3 separate regions of the Mus musculus genome follow, and regions 2 and 3 are each linked to region 1. A link is a contact called in ENCODE Hi-C or POLR2A ChIA-PET data. All regions are on one chromosome and are shown on one strand. Each heading gives the region's core, a stretch centred on a gene start or an enhancer-like site at or near the end of the contact. The rest is flanking DNA. Distances are from core to core; before and after follow the strand shown. Region 1 holds the start of Peg3 (paternally expressed 3). Region 2 holds the start of Zfp583 (zinc finger protein 583). Region 3 holds the start of Olfr1344 (olfactory receptor 1344).

Region 1 (4,044 bases), core at 1,090-3,589:
TTCAGACACCGCCTCCCCATGGCCAACAGTGGTGACGCTAAGGATAGACAGGGGTGAGTTGTACCATCAGTCAGGATAATAACCCCTTCCTAGGGCTTGCCCCTTGCAAGACAGCTTAGCACTCAGGACCATAAATCCTCTCTCTAGCCTGCCTCTTGCAGCCAGCCAGTCCAGCTGTCAATCAAAATGGCACCTTCAGTGATCACTTCAGACACACCATGTATGGCAAACAGATGACGCCAAGGTGGGTGGAACTGGTTTCCAATCAATCATGACAAGAAAGCTCCTCCCTCAGATCCCACCCCCAGCCAGCCTGTCATTCAAGATGGCGTCTGCACCATAAAGGTTAGCGCGGCCAGCTATTGCTGGCAAAGATGGCGCCAAATTGGGCGGGGCTCTGTGAGCACTCAAGACCAGAGAGCCCCTCCTCCTGACCCGCCTCTTGCCGCAAACACATCCAGCTGTCACTCAAGATGACACCCGCTGAGAACTTCACAGGCCCATAAAGCTGTGTGGCCACGTCAATCAAGGCCTGAGCCCCACCCTCAGGCCCACCCCCTGAAGCCGGATGGGCTGTCATTCAAGATTGTGCCTCACTATATCAGCAGCCACTCTTCATAGCCCCGCCCTGCCACTCCCTTCTTCACCATCAGCCAGCAAAGATGGCGTCAGGGTAGGTGGGGCTTTGTGGTGACTCAGGATTATAAAGCCCCTCCTTATAGCCCGCCTCTATGCAGCATGCCCGTCCAGCTGTCATTCAAGATACCTGCAGAGCATCGAAGCCCCGCCCTTGGCCAGGAAAGATGGCGCCAGGATGGGCGGAGCTATGAGGCCTTGTCATTCAGAATAATAACCCCTCCCTAAAGCCCACCTCCTGCAGCCATCTGGGCTGTCACTCATGATGGCACCTATTACAGTTTCTGTCTGTGGCGCGGGTATAACCAGCAAAGGTGAACAAGGTCCTGTTGTCTGTCAGTCACTCAGGACGATAGCCTCTCCCTCCAGACAACCGGGCGACACTTTTTAACTCTTCATAAACCCCACAGTGCTCCTCATAAATGGAGCCAGATACAGTCCAGGGTCAAAAGACCCGTCACTTGATGTCAATTTGAGGCTCTGCAACCAAAATCTAGCCACAGAAAAATGGATTGTTTGAGCCTGCCGTTCCATCCTTTAAATGGAAGGCCGCGAGATGGCAGCATTCGTGCGGCAAACTAAGACTGAGTGAGGGTCTAGGCCACTCGGCCAGTCAGATAAGCCGACAACTGGGGTGCATCTTTACTGCCAACTAGCAAAGGAAGAGCCAGAGGAGCTAGCACCCCATAGACTCAAGCCACTTCGGCCTTTTAGTCTCTTTATCTGATGCTAAAGCGGCGCCTGCGCGGCAAATCCGCGGTCATTTCAAGATGGCGCCAAGCGGGCTGGGCCTGCTGAGTCCGCCATGGCCCCGCCCCCACCATAGGCAGCCAATCAGGATAAGCCTGTGCAGCAAACCTGTCTCCACCCTCCAAGATGGCGCCAACTGGGTGGAGCCGAAAAGTATCTCACAGCTTCTGCTTTAGTCCCGCCCCTAAGCTGCCCTCAGCCCCGCCCACCGCCACTGCGGCAAAACAAGACCCGCCCCCAAGAACAGTGCCGCGCTTAGCGGTAGATGGCTAGATTGCGAAGACCCTGCCAGCCAGACGACCTGGCGATCGGGTTAACCGCATAGCCCTTAGACTTTGCTGAGCAAAGAAAATGAAACCACAGAAGAGGTTGCTCAGAGACGGCACTCTGATGTCCACTGTGGTGGTCTTGTAACAGGACTTCTGCATCATCTGCGTGGCTGGCCACGCAGATGAGACAGGGAGCCTGGATTCTCCCGGGATTCTGGGTGGTTCACACCTAAAGCCCTAAGACCCTAAGATCGCGGGACCCTGAGGCTCCGAGGCCTGGACCTATAGAATACCTCTTTAAATCCCTGTCACCTAAATGGCATCCCTGCGGCAACACGGCCGCTCCGTGGTGATTCCCCCTTCCCGAAGGCGCAGTCTGCAGCCTTGTCAGTTACCCTTGGGAGCCGTGATATGGTCTGCCGCCCCTGGCCCGCGGCAACGCACCCCAAACACCATCTGAACTCTGCAGACGGTATCTAAGAGGGTGCATGCTGCAGAGCAGCCAGGTGGCCGGCTGACTCACCTCCCGGAGCACAGCACTCTACGCACACACCCCGACCAGGGTCGGCAGTCTAGTGCACCCACACTGAACCGGGCGCCCGGCGGCGCCACCAGCCCAGGGTGGACATCTCTCCGCTTCTCCTCCGATGCTCGTCCTCCCGCGACTCCTGACTCCCCAGCGTCTGCAGCAAGGGCTGCGGGACACCTCCTTGTCAGGGTCCTCTGCAGAGGCGGAGCTTCCTCTCTAACCAATCCAAGACCCCATTCCCCGCTTTGGGCCCTCACCACGCCTCCCACACCCTGCCAATCAGACTGCTGTTGTCAAGGCAACAGCTTGGCGCCAAGGCACGGAGTTGACGTCAACGGAGTCAGTGTTAGGGGCCCCCAAGCAGAGTCTGGAAAAGGGGGATGGGATGTGGGTGTGAAGGGATGCAGCCCCCCCAAAAGAAATCGGGGTGAATCAGAAATACCTACTAATGATGCCCCAATGCAAAACCTGAGAAGAGAGAGAGGGAAAAACGACAAGCATATATTTGTCTAAAATCGGGAAAAAAGAAAAACCATGAAAAATCGAGACAGAAACACATACGTTGAGGTCTAACCACGAACGATAAAGGTGGAAGAAAGGACTTTTCTGCCTGCAACACCCAAGCACTAAGCTAATTTCCTTAATAAACGAAGAGCTATTGGAAACCAACAAGGGAAGGACAAAAGCAAAGCAAAAAAGGGGGCAAAAGAGACCGCAAGTCACAGGACAATGCAAATGGCTGGAAGAATCTTGACCTGACTGTCTGCATAGCGAAACGCCAACCTGAGATACCGGGTGAAGGCGGTTTATGGCAGCGCGCTGAATCGCATGTGGTCAACCATCATTGCGTGAATCCACTGCATAGAATAGCAAGAAATTGCGAGGAGAGCAAGCAGGTAGATTACCAAGCCTGCCTCTGATAGAAGACATTCCTATGTCACCAGGAAAAATAACGGAGGTATCGCTGCCATAAAGGACCTGGATCGGAATAGATCCCAATGAAATAAAACCCGTTGCCGAAGTTTGTAGAAACGAAATGGTAAGTGGTTTTTTTTTTCTTTCTCTCTTTCTTTCTCTCTCATTTATTTCTTTGTTAAAAAATATACAAATGTGGGCAAAGCTTCTGGAACAATTTGCAAAAAAAAAATTTTTAACTGGTTACCTCTAGGAAAAGGAATGGGGGAGGGGAGAACAGACTACAGAAAGATGATTTTGGCTTTATTCTCTGTGCCCATGAATTTCCTTGGCAGATAAATGGTATTTCTTCCCTGGCAGTAAAATCGATGAATTATTAAAAGTTTGTTAATGTACTATTGATGGAACCATTTCACTGCCAAGAAATTTAAGGGAATAAGCACAGGTGTGTGAAAGACTAATTACAGGGGTATTTACGGAGCATCTTTTCTTATGACTAAGAATGTACTCTGCAGAACAGATTTGAATTCCAGTAAATCCACAAATTGTATTTTTGTGTGTCTGCTAAAACTCCGGGTTGTATTTTTTATTAGACACGTAAAATGCACTGTTTTAATTTTAAAGGAAAAAATGCAAGACCGTGGTCCATGGGTTAAAAGCGATTTTACCTAAGAGCATAGCTAATCTGATACCTCGGATTCAGTTTTATATTTATACTGAAAGACTTAGCCGTGCTTGCTTGCTTGCTTGCTTGCTTGCTAGATGATAGTGAAGTGGTGGGTTTATGGATAGGGTATGCAGTTTTAATTCCCCAGTCCTGAGATGGGGTTTCTCACCTCACACAGATTCATAAGCATAAAACATGAATGAACAAGGCATACCGCGCAAGTGAATGTAACACTATGCTTAGGTCTTTGACTATTCATTCTGCTCCCCGGGAGAGCT
Region 2 (4,044 bases), core at 438-2,937, 400 kb before region 1:
AGATCGAGTTCCAGGACAGCCAGGGCTACATAGAAAAACCCTGTCTTGGAAAACAAAACAGCACCATCCCCAATTTGATACATCGGATTTCTGAAAATCATCTTGAACATGAGTTTCTGCCAAATGCCCAAACTCTGGACCCCCCAAAAGCCCTCCTATTTCCTTTCAAACCAGAGATTGTAGAGAAAAGCTACCACACACATCTACACCTCTAATACCCACAATATGAGCTTACATAATCCCACCAAAAAAAATGTATTTTTGCCTCTTAGAGTGAGTTCCTAAGAGCACTGAACCCACAGGCGAGGCTGAACTGCGTCCTTGCTGGCCGGGGGAAAGGGTGCTCTTAGCTTAGTCTTGGGGGACTAGCTCTTGTGTTGCAGTGGAGAACAAGAGCAAGTCACTGGAGAGAGGAGATTTTGTCAGGCAGCTGAATTTCTGAAATCAAAGTGGTTTAGCCTGACTGATAAATAAGGTGGCATTCCAGGGAAAAAGAAACGCTTCTTACCTTGGACATGGCGTTAAAGCTTCAAGAATGTATGGCTGTGTTTCTGGGAGCAGGGAGGTGTCCTAAGAAAGTAAAGTGGACAGAAACAGGAAACTGTAAGTTCCAGGTGTATCCTGCAGCCCCAGCATCACACCTCTGTCCTTCTCCTCCCTCCACAGACATGCATTTGAGGTATCCCTACATTTAACAATGCTTTTCCTATGTACTGTATAGTTCTGGGACTCAACATATATTTTATGTCTAAGTTATCTCTTTCACTTATGTCTGAGCAATTTAAGACTGGCATTATTAGATTAGAATCTTCCACCTTTCACACATGAAGGTTTACATCATTGAAGATACACAAGGCAATAGTTGAGAAAATAACTGTGCCAAACTGGAAACTAGACTGGAATTTATAGTGTATAGATGACGTTAAAAGGAAGTATATCTCCACCCTTTCCATAAGGATGAGATGTAGGCCATCAAGTGAAGCTACTTTGCACAGAGTGGGTAGCAAAGGGACCATGTGATCTAGAAGACAGTGGACCAGGATCAGGATACCCTACAAATGCCCCCCCCCGCCCTTCCCCCCCTATGATATCTCATACTGTCACATATTTTCCAGCACTGTCTGTCTCAAACAGTTACACTGTTTAGATGCAATGAAATAGCCCTATACACTGTTATTCGGGCCCATACATTGTCACAGGCTCCATCCCAGCTGGTAGCAAAAGTCTTGCTGTAATAATATCACATAGTCCCAAATGCAGCCTCAAAGCCCCTCATGGCGTCTTTATCCCCACATTCCACATTGTCACAGACCCCCCTTGTACCTGGTGGCATAGTCTTGTGTATTCACACACATCCTTATGGGATCTCACAGTCTCATACACCATCATAGGCCCTTCAACACTGTGACATGGTCTCATAGTGCTACACCTATTGTCCCAGCCTCTCACTCTATGTCATAGCCAGCATTCAGTCTCACAAACTGTCACAGGCCCTGACAGTACTCTTGGCACAGTCTCAAGCCTCAGGCCTTCACAATAAAGTGGCTTGGTCTCAACCCTGTCAGATAGGTTTCCAAACACATTCTCCCACATGCTGTCATATACAGTCAACACGCTGTCACAACCCCTCAGTTTCAAGCAGTATTCAGTCTCACAGCCACAGGCATCTCGTACACAAGGTGTGGTCTGACACTGCCACTCAGATCCCCACTCCAAAGTGCTCACATATAATACACCCTCCACTGTGCAGTCACCCACACTGTCACAGCCTTTCAGTCTTACACAGTGTATGCAGTACCAGACCCCCTCACACGGTGTGGGGTCTCACTGTCATATGAGTCTTCAGACACATTCTCCCACATGATCCCTTATATTGTCACAATCTGTCACACACAATGTCACAGCCTCGGTCTCACACAGTATTTAGTCTCACAGTCAGAAGTCCTTAATACACAGTGATCCAGTCTAACACTGTCACTCAGCTGATCCCTCCCCGGTACAATCACATACACTGTCACAGTCTTTTAGTCTCACAGAGTATTCAGTCACAGGCCCCCCTCATGCAAGTGGGTGGTCTCATACTGTCACACACATGATAACCACCTCAGTCTCACACAGTGTACAGGCTCAGCCACAGTCACTCACTCATGTTCCCACACACATCCCCTAGCGCTATCACACACTGGCACAAGCCTCTCTCTCTGTTTCATGTATCTCCATACTCACAGTCACAGGCTCCCCCCATTATGGGGTGCTGTCTTATAATGTCACATACATTGTCACCGCCTCAGTCTCACATAGTTGCAACCTTACAATCATAATAGGCCCCTCATATACGGTGGCGTGGTCTCGCACGGTCACTCTGCACCCACTACACTTTCTCCCACGCGGTACCTTGATCCTCACCGAGCGTCTCCTCAGTCCTCGTCACCTCTCACTCGGCGCCGAGGCAGATCTGGCCGGGGCCGGGGCTCGATCTCGCGGCGCCGGTAGAGCTCACAAAGGCGCGGCTGCGGAGCGACTCCGCGCAAGGGCCTCTGGGAGGTGGAGTACTGCGCTTGACTGGAGCGGCGTAAGGCATGCTGGGAACGCCTTTTAGGGCGCGGCTTTCGGGGGTCCTAGAATCTCCGCTGAATTCTGTCTCTTCCCTTCCGGTCGTCAGAACCAGAACTCACTCAGGCTGCGCAGGAGCTGCTTGCTCTCCTCGGTCTCTTAGACGAGGAGTCGGGGGTGGGGGTAGTTGTGGTGGTGGTGGTGGTGGTGGGGGGGCTGTGCTCGAGCACGCATGCGCAGTGCTAGCTGGCCGGTGCCCTGTCCAGAGCAGCGGATGAAAATTGGTCATCTCCTGGTTCAGGGCCCACGTTGCTGGGTTTCTTTCTCCCTTGTTTGTTTACCTTCTCTCTGCCTTACCTTTTCACGCATCATTCATTACTCGCCTTCTGTATGTCAGACTCTGAAATGGACACAACAATGAACCCCGCCTGACCAAAATCTTCATCTTTATGGAACCAACATAGACTGGGGAGGAAGTGCGCTAGGGCTGTAACCCAATGATAGAGCTCCTGCCTAGCTAGAATGCTTGAAGCCCTAGGTTAAGTCAGCCATTGGGGGGGGGGGGCTGCTAGAAAAAAAAAAGAAGTTGGGGGGCTATTTTGGATAATATTCTTTTTTTTTAATTAAATTTATTCTCTTTACAACCCAATATCAGCCCTTTCTCTCCTCTCAGTACTCCTTTCACGCAAGTCCGTTGCCCGCCCCCCAATTCCACCTTCCCCATTTTTGAGGAGAAACCACTTCTCTGGGTATGAATTCCCCGTCCCCCCCATCAAGTCACTGCTGGACTAGGCACATCTTCTCCCACTGAGGCCAGATAAGGCTGTCAGGGATGTAGGGGTAGGGATCCACAGGCAGGCAGGCAGCAGGCTCAGGGACAACCCCTGCTCAAATTGTTGGGGGACCCGCATGAAGACCAAGCCGCTCATCTACATATGAGCAGGGGCCTAAGTCCAACCCAAGCTCGCTCTCTGTTTGTTGATTCAGTCTCTGGCAGACCCCAAGGGTCCAGGTTAGTTGACTCTGTTGCTCTTCTTTTGGAGTCCATGTCTTTTTCAGGTCCCTCGATCTTTCTCCCAACTCTTCCTTAAGACTCCCCGAGCTCCATCTTATGATTGGGTGCAAGTCTCTGCATCTTTTTCCGCTGGCTGCTGGGTGGAGCCTCTCAGAGTACAACCATTCCCTCCCCGCCCCACAAACACACTTTTTTTTTTTTTTTGAGACAGGATTTCTCTGTGTAGCCCTGGCTGTCCCGAATCTCATTCTGTAGACCAGGCTGGCCTCAAACTCAGAAATCCTCCTTCCTCTGCCTCCCAAGTGCTGGGATTAAAGGCGTGTGCCACCACTGCCCGACCATTCCCTCCACTTCTGCTCTATGCTTGTCCCTGCACATCTTGTAGGCAGGACACATTTTGGGCTGAAGGCTTTGGGGATGGGTTGCTGTCCTTATCTTTCCACTGGGAGTCCTGCCTGGCTATAGTGGCCATATCC
Region 3 (4,044 bases), core at 1,034-3,533, 290 kb before region 1:
TCTTGGCCCTGGTGTTTCCCCTGTACTGGGGCATATAAAGTTTGCAAGACCAAGGGGCCTCTCTTCCCAATGATGGCCGACTAGGCCATCTTCTGCTACAAATGCAGCTAGAGACACCAGCTCTGGGATACTGGTTCGTTCATATTGTTATTCCACCTATAGGGTTGCAGACCCCTTCAGCTCCTTGGGTACTTTCTCTAGCTCCTCCATTGGGGCCCTGTGTTCCATCCAATAGTTGACAGTGAGCATCCACTTCTGTGTTTTCCAGGCACTGGCATAGCCTCACAAGAGACAGCTATATCAGGGTCCTTTCAGCAAAATCTTGCTGGTGTATGCAATAGTGTCTGCATTTGGTGGCTGATTATGGGATGGACCCCCGGGTGGGGCAGTCTCTGGATGGTCCATCCTTTCGTCTCAGCTCCAAACTTTGTCTCTGTAACTCCTTCCATGGGTGTTTTGTCCCCAATTCTAAGAAGGGGCGAAGTGTCCACACTTTGGTCTTAGATGTTCCAACTGGTAATAAGAACACATGCTCCACTATGTTCATAGCAGCCTTATTTATAATAGCCGGAAGCTGGAAAGAACCCAGATGTCTCTCAACAGAGAAATGGATACAGAAAATGTGGTACATTTACACAATGGAGTACTACTCAGCTTTTAAAAACAATGAATTTATGAAATTCCTAGGCAAATGGATGTATCTGGAGGGCATCATCTTGAGTGAGGTAACCCAATCACAAAAGAACTCATATGATATGTACTCATTGATATTAGCCCAGAAACTTAGAATACCCAAGATACAGTTTGAAAAACACATGAAACTCAAGAAGAACAGAGAAATCTTGTATATACATGTAACTAAAATTTATAAAAAGGAAAAGCCCCGAAGTATTATTAGATAAGGAACCTTCAAAGAGAGATGGAGACAATGATAGAACAGAGAGGAATTTTCCTAGCTTTTCTCTCAGGGTGACCTCCAGTCTCACATCTAGAAAAGGTAGATGGGGCCCATGGGGACCCAGGGCCGAGATCAACCCACTGAAGCCTCATTACTGATGGCCAATAATGGGTTCTTGTGAGAGTCAAGTGTGGTCCCAATGTCCTGACCTAGGGAGAGAGCAAGGCGAGGAGCCTTGTAATTGCTCCCCCAGTCCCTCTGTGTCAGAACTCTCTGTGGATCTGGGTAGAGGGCTTTAACTCCTCCTACCTGATCACAGCCTGGATAATTTGCTGTTTTTCCTGCTTCCGAGCCCAGGAGCCTCGAGCATACTGTGTATCCTTGGAGGTGGGAAGCATCTATCTACTCCATGATGGGGATGTGTAGCTATGGAGCAAGTCTGAGTGCGGAACTGGGCAAAGAATCCATGTGGTAAAGGAGGCGATAGGAGTTTCTGGGAGGTGAGTCTGTTGAGGCTTCAGATTCGTAATGGACACCCACAGGGAATGAATAAGATGTTTTGTGATCCAGAGAGCCCGTTGTACAAAGCAATTGTGTGCACATAGGGCAGAAATGCTCCTGAGCGATTTGTTCTCTCTCCATCTTTCTTCTATCACGGTCTTGACCCAATATTTGCTAGGTATGTCTATAGGCATGTCTCACAATTGACTTCCAAGTACCTATGACTTCAGTGGGTTTATAACCACTGGAAGACTTGGATATTTGTGTATCTCAGGTCCAGCTCATGGAGAAGAGAGGGAGAGAGAGAGAAAGAGAGAGAGAGAGAGAGAGAGAGAGAGAGAGAGAGAGAGAGAGAGAATTCTTTTACAAAACGATATGAATAATGTATTTTAATTTATTTATTTTCTTCTCTCACTGTCTTTCTGTTTGTCTCTCTGTCTGTCTGTCTGTGTCTTTGTGTGTGTGTTATGTGGAGGTTAGGGTTGGTTGCCTCCTTCCATTGTGTGAGTTTGTCAAAGATTAAGCTCAGCTCATTGGGCTCTCACTCAAAACCTTTATTTTATGAGGGAAAAATTCAGACTCAGAAACATTTTTTCCTTCAATATATGTGCAAGTTACAACAGCAAGCTATTGTAACCATAAAGAGGCACGGGGGGGTGGGTGAGGGGCGGGGGTAAACAAGATGTAACTTAAGAGTTGGAGTGTGTGTGTGTGTGTGTGTGTGTGTGTGTGTGTGGTGGGAGGAGAGGGAAAATGAGGCGGGAAAATGAGGAAGGAGAGTGCTGGGAAGGGAGACTAATGGAGAAGGAGCTGGGTCCTGCCATCCCTTACACTCCCAGCTCAGACTGTCTGCAGTGACCCTGCTATTTGTCTCTGTCTCCAGGATGGGCCCGGGAACCCTCAATGATTCAGGAACCACAGAGTTCCTGCTGCTGGGACTGTGGGCCCCACCTTCCCTGCGCCCCCTGCTGTGGGCCTCACTTCTTCTAGCCTACCTCACCACTGTGCTGGGTAATGGTGCCCTAGTGGGTCTGATAGCCTTGGACAGACGACTGCATCGGCCCATGTATCGCCTGCTGACCCACCTGGCCCTGCTGGACACAGCCTATGTGAGTACCACGCTACCGCAGGCGCTGGCACACATGACCATGCGCAGTGCCCGCCTCTCCCTGGTACGTTGTGGCACGCAGCTGTACGTGGGCATCTCCCTGGGCAGCTGCGAGGCCATCCTCTTGGCAGCGATGGCCCTGGACCGCTGCCTGGCTGTGTGCAGACCGCTGCATTATGCGACCCTGGTGACCGCCCCCCGCTGCGCAGCGCTGGCTGGAGCATCCTGGACACTGGGCTTTGCACTCTCTGTACCCAATGCGGTGGCTGCACTACGCCTGCCCTTCTGTCCTGGGAGGGCAGCGGTGGACCACTTCTTCTGTGAGCTACCTGCGGTGCTGAGGACAGCGTGTGCGGACACCACAGCCAACTACAGGCTGGTCTATGGCCTGGGCGTGCCCATCCTCCTGGTACCTTTGGTCCTCATCCTAGCCTCTTACACCTGGATTCTGGCTGCTGTGCGCAAGTTGCCTTCTGCTGGAAGTCGCCACAAAGCTTTGTCCACCTGCAGCTCACATTTGGCTGTGGTGGGGCTCTTCTATGGCACGGTGAGTGCCATGTACCTGCGGCCCAAAGCCTCTAGTGATCTTCCTGCTAGACACCATAAACTGGTGGCAGTTTTCTACCTGGTGGTCACACCTGTCCTCAATCCACTCATCTACAGCCTTCGAAACCGTGAGGTCCACATGGCAGCTCGCTATGCCCTGGCCCGGCTGCGGGGGACGCGCATTGTGTTGCACTAAGCGACTTCTGCGGGGCACAGAATTTTCTCTCAGTCTGGTCTGTTCAAATTCCATGGAGGTATCTTCTTTTGTTTTATTTTTAAGTTTTTGAGAGAGGATCTCAGTATAGCCCTAACTAGCCCGGAACTCGTTGGATAGACCAGGCTGGATTCGAACTCACAGAGATTCACTTGCCTCTGCCTCCTGAGTGCTGGAATTAAATGGATATGTCCCTACATAGAGATTTCTTTGAAAAAATCTTGAATATTATGTCTTTATTGACATAATTTCTCAGACTGTATTTTGATCATGTCCATTGCCCATGCCTTCCCTAAAATCGTCCAAGATCTAACCTCCCCCCCCCCCCATCCACTCCTCAACTTAATAAAATCACTCCTTGGAGTCCAGTTTGTGCTCCCTAGATACTCATGGGTGTGGAGCCCTTTAATGAAGCATGGTTGACTTACCAGTGCATACCAGAGGAGCACTCTACCTAGAAGTGAGTCACATTCCTGCTGGAACTTTCAAATAAAGAATTAGATGAGAAATGCTTTCAGAGTTGCTGTGGCTACTGCACTGCTGTGACTGTGAAGGGAGGGAGAGGGGGGAGGGAGGAATGGAGAGCGAGCAAGAACAGATAAAGCAAGAAAGAAACTTGGGGCTGCACCCAGAAAACTATTAATGGCCATTGGTGTCTGAATATTACAGAATATCTGTGCATCTCTAAATCTGCAGTGAGGATACTTGGAGGGGCTGGAGGAAGGGAAGAAAATGGGAAAAGCAATGTAATTCTATTTTAAGTAAAAATGTATAAAA

Evidence for each region. Hi-C counts contacts between places; a loop is a spot of excess contacts on that map. ChIA-PET counts read pairs that join two places held with the same protein, here RNA polymerase II (POLR2A).
Region 2: POLR2A ChIA-PET joins it to region 1 with 10 read pairs in embryonic stem cell. The contact joins the promoter of Zfp583 here to the promoter of Peg3 in region 1. POLR2A ChIA-PET finds 5 or more read pairs at or near these places in 3 of 5 experiments (Patski and embryonic stem cell).
Region 3: a loop to region 1 is called in a map of gastrocnemius, with 2.2 times the contacts of the local background. The contact joins the promoter of Olfr1344 here to the promoter of Peg3 in region 1. A Hi-C loop is called at or near these places in 5 of 37 maps with a recorded cell type or tissue (Patski, gastrocnemius and left cerebral cortex). POLR2A ChIA-PET finds 5 or more read pairs at or near these places in 2 of 5 experiments (Patski and embryonic stem cell).

The regions. Positions count from the first base shown.
Region 1 is chr7:6,728,080-6,732,123 of GRCm38, forward strand. It overlaps Peg3 (paternally expressed 3), which reads right to left and starts at 2,340. Exons shown (of 9, transcript NM_008817.2): 1 at 2,179-2,340. It overlaps Usp29 (ubiquitin specific peptidase 29), which reads left to right and starts at 2,504. Exons shown (of 8, transcript NM_001360502.1): 1 at 2,504-3,223.
Region 2 is chr7:6,328,747-6,332,790 of GRCm38, forward strand. It overlaps Zfp583 (zinc finger protein 583), which reads right to left and starts at 1,688. Exons shown (of 5, transcript NM_001033249.3): 1 at 1,324-1,688; 2 at 509-570. The coding sequence starts at 517.
Region 3 is chr7:6,437,619-6,441,662 of GRCm38, forward strand. Olfr1344 (olfactory receptor 1344) reads left to right here and starts at 2,284. Exons shown (of 1, transcript NM_177061.3): 1 at 2,284-3,249. The coding sequence starts at 2,284. The coding sequence ends at 3,249.